Regions from separate parts of the Mus musculus genome. Here region 2 is linked to region 1. Evidence: chromatin loops called from intact Hi-C (ENCODE). Cell type or tissue: gastrocnemius. All regions are shown on one strand. Each heading gives the region's core, and the rest is flanking DNA. Links, peaks and the distances in the headings are about the cores only.

Region 1 (5,382 bases), core at 280-5,279:
GACCCAAGCCAACCCAAGGCAAGAGAGAAAACAGTGCCCACCATTTCACATAATACCACCTCTTCATGTTTACTCTTAATTGTTTTGGAACAATCTATCTATCTATCTATCTATCTATCTATCTATCTATCTATCTATCTATTTATCTCCCAGGCTGGTCTCAAGCATACCAAGTAGCCACACATGATCTTGAAGTCTTATTCTTCTGTTTCTACCTCTGGAGTGTTCTTATTAAAGGTGTGTTTCACCACACCTAGTATAATTGGGCCTGAGGAATCTACTAGGCCCTTCCTGCATGGTGTGTGTGTGGGGGAATTAGAAAGTGAGCTACATCCTTAGCTCGTGACATCATATCTTTAAAACATTATTGAAATATGTGATATACTTATTTTTTATAACATTGGATAGCATGCTTATTTCTTATATACTTTCTGGAGAGACTTTATCTTCCTAGGGTCTCATTTTCTGCAAAGGTTCTTAGACACAGAATCTAAAAAAGTTTTTCTTTTTTTCTGCCAGGTTTGCACAGCAACCTTATTTACACATATTACCAGTTTAGTGCTACTCTGTGTCATGCACTAACACCCATGGCAAGGGTCCCTTGCCATTGTGGCATGGTTCAGGGTTCTGCTCTCATGGGAACGAATAATGTTCTGGTGTCTTGTTTTTTTGTCTTATGATGACCATGCGGATTTCATTACATAAAGAAACATAATATCCAGAAATCCCAAGGCTTCTTGTCTGTCGTCTCTCATCCTTTCTTGCTAAAGGGTGACAGATTCCTATGACTGGCTTTCTTTTGTGTCCAAGCTGACACTCTTCCAGCAAGGTTTGAGACAGGCATTTGTCACCTGGCCCCGAGTCCTTGACCACAGTCATGGACTTGACACATAGCCAAACAAAGTGCATCAGCTTGGCCAATGCATGTAGATGCTAGGAAGATAGAAAGGTCTTTCGTCTTTGGAGGTGCTGGGTGCTGTTCACCACCTTTGTATCTGTGTACAAAATCTGAGAGTAAGGGAAGGCAAATGGAAGATGAGGTAGCAGCAGGATGGGGTGAAACCCTGAGAAACAGATACAATCTGAGGACAGGCCTTTCAACACTAGACATAGCTACATCTGAATCAATAGAACCACTTCGACCTTGCATTTATACTACTTCTACTCCTCCTCCTCCTCCTCCTCCTCCTCCTACTACTACTACTACTACTACTACTACTACTAAAATCTCCCTTTGTTCCCTGCAGTTCTGAAGGAACAATTTGATTATCCATAGATAATGGCTCTTGATTCACCTATTTGGTTAAAGTAGCAAGTGAATATTCTAGGCTAGTCTACCTCTCTAATATATAACTTGAGGGTTATAGCTAATCCTAACTATACTTTTTTTTTTTTTTAACAAACAAGTGGATTTGAATTGCTCTGACCACACATGCAATAATCTGCTGTATCAGGTTATGTAAATCTGTGTCATGGTAGAAACCATTGACTCTTTTCATTTGTTGTGAATGCCAACTGTACAGAAATAAATTTGTTTAAAGTGTTTTTATTATATTTATTTATTAGCTTATCTTTTTTTGTACATGTGATATACATATTGTGGGTGCATATGCCATGGTGCATGGGTGGAGGTCAGAAGACAATCTGGGGGATTTGGTGCTCTCTTTCTACCATGTGGGTGCTGGGAATGTGCCTCAGGTCAACAGTGGTTGCAAGTGCCTTTGTGTGTTGATCCATCTCACTGGCTCTTGAAATTTGTTTTTAAAAAGTTAAAAAAAAATGAGTAGGACTAAAAGAAAATAATTTTGGCATCAGCAAATCTCCTTAAAATCACTTATTGTAAGCTGCTGTGTTTGGTCTGTGGAATCCAGAAGTCACAGCCTATGTGCTTACGATCTGTCCTACAACTGAGAGCAAAGACATGAATAAAGTCTTGTTTTTCTAAAGTCAGTCATGCAGGCAGTAAGAAATCCCTCCCTGCAGACAGTCACATGATATTTTATAAACTGAAAACAACTAGACTTGTTCAGTTGAGCAACAGTATCAAAGAATGTAAGAAATTTGGAAATAAGTCTCAGGTCAGCTATTTTCTTATAGCTTCTCTCGTCCTTCTGGTCCACAAAGCATATAGTCCTATCATCTATCCAGAAAAGTGAGCCGAAACTCTCAACTTTTAAACCTCTTACTTGGAAAGTCTAAGTTACTTCTTGCTCCCAGAACTCTAAATTATTTCTATTTCTTTATATTTTTAAATTAGATTTGCTTATTTTATGTGTGAATGTTTTGCTTGCACAGTCTGTGCACTACCGGTGTGTTTGGTGTTCAGAGAGGTCAGGAGAGTATATCCAATTCCCCGGGACTGTAGTTACAGAGGGCTGTGAACCAGCACACGGATGCTGGGATTCAAACCCATGTCCCATGCAAGAGCAGCAAGTGCTCTCAACCATGGAGCCATCTCTCCAGCTCTCTAATTCTATCTCCACTTTAATTATTCTTTTTCTTATCCTAATCGTGGGAAGTCTTTTGCAGTTTGCAACCATTTTTTTTGAAAGACCAGATACATGGTGTTTCCTCTTTGTAAATCTGGTATATGTCATATTCAGGGCTTATTTTGGGTCTCTGCTTTGGACAGGAGTGTGTCTGTTTTCTGTCATAGTTCATTACAACACTCAGCAGCTATGTCATCATGAATAGAAAGATCGCATCAGGCCACTAGGTGGCAAAGTTGACTCAAAGAACAACTTTGCTGCTGTAAGATGCCTAAGCAGCCTGCTGTCCCTGACCACAGACTTGGAATTCAGCTTAGTTCAGTCACGCGGTAGGTCGGTCGGCAGAGGATATCAAACAGGGTGGACAGAGCTTTCCACTCAAACATGTCTTTAAAGGGAATCAAACTTGTGAACCTAAGCCCTCATCTTCATCTCAAGCTGTGAGGAGGAGAGACGTTGCCTAATATGGTACAGTGATTCTTCTTGTGAACAAAACAATCCTGAAGGCTAAAAGTGGGATAAAATTCCACTTAAAAGGGAGAAAGCTTGTTTTTAAAAAGATGATGTATCAGACTTCCCGCCCGATTGCTGCCTTTCGTAAGCTTTTATTTGACCGTGACAACAGGATGTGAAAGGCTTGGCTGAGGCTTGTGAAATAACACCGTTTTACCTAAAAAACCAAACATCTAAGTAGGATAGTTGTGGATCTCCACAAACACCTTTCAGGCCTAGAACATTTTTTTATCAGTGTTTTTAGAGAAATGGAATGGAGTCAAAAGCAAACATGAGTAATTCTTTTCAAACACCAGAAAGACCCCTCTCATCGGAGCCAATTAGTGCAGTGTCCCCAGGGTTCTTAGAGGAGGGAAGACCTTTACGTAAGATCTAAGATTTATCTACTGTCTTTCTACATTCTGAAGGTCATTCAATGTCATCCCCTGTGACTGCTAGGCTTTTGTTGTTAAAGGGAAGCAGCTACACTTTGAGGAAATACCGCTTGATCTTACATAACCGTGGAATTCATTTTGCTTAAAGATCTCCTAGGGGTCAGGGGATGGCTCAGTTGGTAAAACACTGGGCACTCAAGAGTAAGGACCTAAGTTTGGATGCCCTACAATTCAAGTAAAGAAGGAGCACCATAGTGTGTATTCCTGTCATTCCTGCTCTCCTAGCGTGGCGGGATGGGACAGCAGGATCCATAGAAGCTGGCTCGCCAGCTAGCTTATTATATACAGCCACAAAAATAATAAGGGACTCTGTCTCAAGCAAGGCAGCAGGTGGGGACTGAAACCTGTGGTGGTCCTCTGACCTCCTTTTATTCTTTTTTTTTTAATTAGTTATTTTCCTCATTTACATTTCCAATGCTATACCAAAAGTCCCCCATACCCTCCCCCCCACTCCCCTACCCACCCACTCCCCTACCCACCCACTTCCACTTTTTGGCCCTGGCGTTCCCCTGTACTGGGGCATATACAGTTTGCGTGTCCAATGGGCCTCTCTTTCCAGTGATGGCCGACTAGGCCATCTTTTGATACATATGCAGCTAGAGTCAAGAGCTCCGGGGTACTGGTTAGTTCATAATGTTGTTCCACCTATAGGGTTACAGATCCCTTCAGCTCCTTGGCTACTTTCTCTAGCTTCTCCATTGGGAGCCCTGTGATCCATCCATTAGCTGACTGTGAGCATCCACTTCTGTGTTTGCTAGGCCCCGGCATAGTCTCACAAGAGACAGCTACATCTGGGTCATTTCAATAAAATCTTGCTAGTGTATGCAATGGTGTCATTCTGGCGGTTCCTCAGAAAATTGGACATAGTACTACCGGAGGATCCAGCAATACCTCTCCTGGGCATATATCCAGAAGATGCCCCAACTGGTAAGAAGGACACATGCTCCACTATGTTCATAGCAGCCTTATTTATAATAGCCAGAAGCTGGAAAGAACCCAGATGTTCCACCTATAGGGTTGCAGTTCCCTTTAGTTCCTTGGGTGCTTTCTCTAGTTCCTCCATTGAATTTAGTCATTTCTTTTCTTTTTTTTTTTTTTTTCAACCCAGATGCCCCTCAACAGAGGAATGGATACAGAAAATGTGGTACATCTACACAATGGAGTACTACTCAGCTATTAAAAAGAATGAATTTATGAAATTCCTAGCTATTTTTTTAAGGTCCACACTTAAAAGACTGTCTTTATAGCCAGACAGACATGTTCCACATATCTGATTTTCTTTAATATTCCCATTTGTTTGCACATTCCAACTGATACATCTCTATATGCAATTGTAACTTTGAAAAAACAAAACAAAAACTCAAAATCCCTCAAAGCGGAAGCAGTGCGTGATAGCCCCACTGTCTCCCTACCTTGGCTTTGAGGCAGGGTCTCTCTTGTTATTTCTGTCCTTGCTCTGCATACAACAGCTTCCCATTGATTTTTCTGTCTCCCCCAACTCAGTTCCTACTTTAGGGGCGCTCAAGCAGAAGCAGGAGAAGCTCTGCCACAGCCCCCCTCCCCCCCGAGAGTCCAGGATGTGTCCCCAACCCCAACAACTGGTAGGTCACAGAGCCCTCTGACCTTGCTTCCTTGTTAGAGAAAAATGCAGAACCCAACACTTGAGGACTGAACAGCAACGACAGGAAACACCTGATCCACACCCAGCCTGATCCACACCCAGCCTGATCCACACCCAGCCTGATCCACACCCAGCCTGATCCACACCCAGCCTGATCCACACCCAGCCTGATCCACACCTAGCCTGATCCACACCCAGCCTGATCCACACCCATCCTGATCCACACCCAGCCTGATCCACACCCAGCCTGATCCACACCCAGCCTGATCCACACTCAGCCTGATCCACAGTAGTTTCTCTAAGACAGGAAGATAAACAGAAGGCT
Region 2 (5,382 bases), core at 228-5,227, 96 kb after region 1:
AAAGACATAAATTATATTTTTTATTAGATGGAACTTATGAGTTGAACTCTAACCAGGGCACTTACAGATCTGAGACAAAATGAGGAAAGACAGAAAATATTTCACGTCAGTATCCAAATGCAGCTGATTGTGAAGCCAACGAAATACTCTCTATCTGGCATAAGCGTATTGCTGGAACCCCAGGCTCATTCATGGTAAACAGAGGCAAAATTTTCCATTCACTTCTCCAAGGCTCCTCTCCTCACAGAAGCAGCACCCCTTCCAGTCCCCTGTAACATTCCTATTTAAGGGCTTGACGCCCAAACTCCAGAGAGGGTGGATTAGAAGGGATTCCTTGCCAAAATAATGCTGTAAAAGTGCTGCAACGGCTTTTAAGCAGGGTGTCCTTTTTCTTAAGTTGTGTGAATCTATAAACATTATTCTTGCTATAAACCTATAAAACTAAAACCTGTTAATAAAAGGGCCAGAGAATAATTATTTACAAGCACATCTTAAGGAGTTCCAGCTACTTTTCTTTTTGTAAGGAGATGAAGAGGAATCGCAGTCTTAAAGATTAGAGGATCATAGCATCTTCTAGCCCAGTAAAATGTATCCTGTCTCAGAGAACTCACGGGGTTAACGACCAACATTTGTAATCTGTAGCCAAACCCTTGTCTTTTGCTTTTGGGTTCAAATACCCAATTGTGATTGCAAATAGGAAATTATTATGTAAGGGTCAGAGAGATGTCTTAGTGGCTGAGGCACTTGCTGTATAAACTTGAGACCCTCATTTGGAGTCCCCATGGCTCAGGTGAAGAGCTGCCACAGTAGCACGTGCTGTATGTAATTCTTGTGCTTCAGCATTCTTCTGGGGAGATTGGAATCAGAGACAGAAGAACCCCAGAAGCCAGAGGGCCAGCTTGCCCAGGGCTTGTAGAGAGAAAAATGAAGAGAACATACTCAGAGGGAGGTAGAAAGTGTAGGCTTGGTTCAAGAGGTTATTCTCTGACCTCCATACATGTTCCTTGGTATATGTGTGACACATGTGTGCATGCACACACACACAGAGTGAGACACACACATATCCACACACACATATACATATCAACACATACACACAGTGGAAACAAATTATATAAATGGGAATTTTCATCATTATCACCATCAAAACCTGCAAGGCACCCCAAGCCCTGTGGAATATTCTCAGACCAGGAAACAGCTTTGCAGTCTTGGCAGGTGCTATACTCAAAACAGAATGGGTACTTTCTTTGGGTTTTTCCATGAATAGTTTATTATTATTTTTATTACTTTAAAGATAATAGAAGGCACCTAATATTGCCAAAAGCTGGGTGTTTGTGGGAGGGCAAGGGGATGTATTACAAACTTTCCAGTCTAGACTGGTTTCTAACTCTGAGTGTAGCCAAGGATGACCTTGAATTCCTAATCCTCCGGCCCCCATTTCCCAAGTGCTGGGGTTATAGGCACGCATCATGACACCTAGTTTATTTGCTATTGGGGGAACCAACCAGGGTTTCGTGCATGGTATTAGGCACTCTACCAACTAAGGCTCACCCTCAGCTCTAACATGTATATATTCAAAGGCAGACATAGTATTGTGCCCCGTCCTAAAGGAGGCACTGTAGCTATGGCTAGACACTGAGCACACTCACAGCCACAAGCCATCATTCCTGAAACCCAGTGTATCTTGCTGACTAATCCATCCGCCTCTCTCAGTTTAATCCTTGCAGTCAATCCAATTCTCTTGTTAAGCACACCCATCTGCTGCTGTTGGGTCAGCAACTGTAATCTCTGCCTGGTCACAGATGTGCATGCTCTGTAGTGCCATCCCACAAGAGGCAAGAAGTCTGTTTAACATCTCGATGCCCAAGTCATTTTATAAGTGAAAGGGGCCAGGGCAATGGAAGGTAGGAGGTTCTTATGAGAACAGCAGAAATTCTGAATGGAGACTACCCTGGTGGCTCAAAGTTTGGCAAAGGGCACCAGTGCCAGTTGAGGGCTTATTGCAACATCTTAGCATTTCTCTCAGAGCTTTGCAGACAGGAGCCTATGAAAGTAGTTGTGGCAAAGGTGTCTGAGAAGCCTAGGTTACCTCACAGCTTGGAGAATCAAAAGCTTTTAAAACATAGGCTCTGGCTCCCGAAGACATCTTCTACCCCTCCCCCACCTTTAAAATGTGAGAGAGAAATAGCAACTATTAGCATCCTAGGAAGAAACAGAATAGAGGCAAACCTCTTTAGAATTAACCAATAAGGGAAATCAAGTGCTTTGAAGTTTGCACAGTTAATAAGAATGATGATGCTAATTATAATCTTCCTTGGAGAGTGTTTTACACTCTGTGAAGCATCTTAAAGTACCCAAGTTCATTTAGTCACTACAAGAATGTGATGAGACAGATGGCATTTCTATTCCTATTATTCAGAAAATGCAATTAAGAGACATCTTTCCCTGTCCCTGTCCCTGTCCCTGTCCCTCTCCCCTCTCCCCCTCCCCTCCCCCTCCTCCTCCCCCTCCCCCTCCCCCTCTCTCCTTTTCCTTCTCACCACAGTTCCTGGCTTCTGCTTAAGCAGAGGCTTTAGAAACATGGAGGAAGGGGCGCTGAGGAAAAGTCTCAGACGGCAAAAACAATTGTCTTCAAAACATGAGGATCCCAGTTCAAATCCCCAGAACCCACATAAAAAGCTGAGCGTGCATGGCTTTTACCCAGGCATTATGGGTAGCACAGAGAAGCAGATTTTGAGAGCTCACAGGCTAAGTAGCCTATGCGCCTTCATCTGCCTCTCATTCTCCTAATTCTTCATGGTTTGCATTTGTCACACCTGTTTATGAGCTCCTTCAGATAAATAAGCCAAGTTCCTTACTCATGGGTCTGCAGTATACAGAGTTTGCCTGCTTAGTTTGTACATCAGTGAATGGTTCGCAGAGAATGGTATACTTTCCAAATCTTGCTCACACTTGTGAGTTGTGCTTCACAATTAAGCTAGCCATGTTTTTTGCACACTAGGGGCCAGATGGTCAGAGGATGGCAAGCCACTCTGCCCTCTGTCTGGCCCTCACTGCATTACACCCATCAAAATATGTGTCCTTATCTGCTCGTTTGCAAGTTTTCAAAGAGAAGTCCAGTGTGTCATGAACCACAGGAGACTTCCATGTAGACTAGCTCTTACTCATGTGTGTGTGTGACTGTAGAGGTCAGAGAACACCACCAGCGGTTCTTTTTCAACCCTTCAGCTTGGTTTTTGAGACAAGGATAACTCACTCAGACCTGGAACTCACCAAGAAAAGCTAAGCTGGAAGGCCTACAAGCCGATGGGGTCCACTTGTCTGTACCTCTCCTTTGCTGGTGTTACTGTTATTTTTGTGTGAGTGTGTAGCATTTTTTATTGGGTATTTATTTCATTTACATTTCCAATGCTATCCTGAAAGTCCCCCACACGCTCCCCCACCCACTCTCCCACCCACTCACTCCCACTTCTTGTTCTGATGGCTGAACTCAGGTACTTGTGTTTGCATGGCAAGCACCACACCAACTGATCCATCTCCCCGTCCAGACAACTCTCATTCTCAGTGTTTATTTCACATCTAAAGAGAGTGAGGGGAACTGTCAGGAGATGCTTTTGGAACTGTGGAAGAGTAAGAGGTAGAGAAGAGTTAAGGACTTTGGAGGGGACTTAGCAAGAACTACTAGTATTAAGGGCAATATGAGGACACCACGAAAATAACATTTGATGGAGAGGAGCTTGTGGACATCCCAGACAAGGACAGAATTAAGGGAAAATATCTGAATATGAATTGAGATGGAAATAAGAAGTATTGTAACAGGTGAGGGAAGATGGGTTTGAAGAATTACCATGTGTCTGTGGCCATGTCCTAAGCACCAATTGGTGGAGCAGAACTGCTGACCAGGCTGAGCTGGAGCATTTGAGGAGGAGCTTGCATTGTCTGCATGGACCAAACAACTACAGAGTGAAGCTGTCAAGACACTTCACCGTCATTTGTCTCCCTGGAAACCCAAATGCTAAATAAACTCCCTTAAAAACTAAAGGCAGTTCTAATGCAGATGTAGACAAACATGAGCAGTGATGAGCAACAGGGGAAATGGGAACAAGATGGCTCAAATGTCCCCACCTTGGGGGATTTCCTAGAAGAAAATGTGATCCAGAAAATGCACTGGTCTTTGTTTTTTGTTTTTGTGTTAGTTTGTTTGTGTGTTTTTGTTTGTTTGTTTGTTTGTTTTTTTGCAAAGAAAGAGCAATTTCTGTATTGTGGTCCATTATATAAATAACTGGAGGACATTCAAGGATAATAACCATGCATCACAAGAAAGAAGTCAATTTCCCCACATTGTAGTGGGCATCTCATTCTTTACTTCCAAGTTTGATTCAGCTTCTGTTTCATAATATGCGTCCTCTCTTCAGAGCCACTGGCCTTTGCAATATCTCAAAAGGTGTCAATTTTGTAATGGCACCTTCTGGGGATTTTCACAAGAAAACCATAAAGCTGTCATCACTAAGGAAAACCAAACATTCCTGGAAAGGCAGGATGTTGCCACTCTCCCATTACCATAATTTCTATCAATTTCTAATGCCAAGGCCATAAATACTCAGAGAACCATAATGTAAAAGGTGAATTGGTCTGTTTTCCATTTCCTGCAAGTCCCAGGAAGACAAAATGATAGTCTGTCAGCTGCTGTACCAATGGCTGTTTCCACAGAATTGGAATTCTTTACGTGCTATTCTGACAGTGTGGTTGCCCGAGTCTTCAGTAGTTGTTCTCAAAAGGAAGGTCTCCTGCTTTTGGACTTTAATTAGTGCAGGTCTGCTTGCTTGTTAATATGAACATTCTCTTAGACAGCTTGCATCATGTGACTTGTTAAACCTTCTGGCTTCCAGACTAGAGTTGAAGGACTTATCTTCAAGAACTCAGTGCATGTTTAAATGTCACAATGACCAGGCACCACATGAAATTCAAGGCTTTTGTTATTTCCACTGAGAAAAAGGAGAGCAATTCTCAGAATCCTTGTTTAATATCCTGAGAAATATGTGTGTGTGTGTGAAGGCTAGAGGTTAATGCTGTATATCTTCCTCAATTACTTCTCCACCTTATTTTCTGAGACAGAATCTCTCACTGAACCTAGAGTTTACCAACTGGCTAGACCGACTGGCCAGCCAGTCCCTTGGACCCCCCTATATGGCCTCCTTAGTGCAGAGGTTGATACAGAAGAGCTGTCTACTCTTAGAATGGTGCATTGGAAAGCACAGGAAAGAATTCCTTCTTCACATGTCTTCTTTTTCTTTTTTTCTGAGATATTTTCTTTATTTACATTTCAAATGCTATCCCGAAAGTTCCCTATACCCTCCCCCACCCCGCTCCCCTACCCACCCA

The links. Peaks named below come from ENCODE experiments on the same cell type or tissue, not always from the same donor. Only the 100,000 strongest peaks of a DNase experiment are listed, where the experiment ranks them.
Region 2: a loop joins it to region 1, with 3 times the contacts of the local background. A loop is called at or near these places in 2 of 42 quality-filtered maps.

The regions. Positions count from the first base shown.
Region 1 is chr13:9,879,753-9,885,134 of GRCm38, forward strand. All of the region lies in intron 4 of Chrm3 (cholinergic receptor, muscarinic 3, cardiac), which reads right to left. Among named protein-coding and RNA genes, the nearest start is that of Gm40665, 86 kb to the left of the region's middle. In gastrocnemius, for the core only: a CTCF peak has its summit at 2,706 (motif pointing right); DNase peaks (open chromatin) are centred at 878 and 2,741; H3K4me3 peaks cover 291 bases; H3K27ac peaks cover 441 bases.
Region 2 is chr13:9,975,564-9,980,945 of GRCm38, forward strand. All of the region lies in intron 4 of Chrm3 (cholinergic receptor, muscarinic 3, cardiac), which reads right to left. Among named protein-coding and RNA genes, the nearest start is that of Gm40665, 180 kb to the left of the region's middle. In gastrocnemius, for the core only: a CTCF peak has its summit at 3,053; no DNase peak of the experiment used is centred there.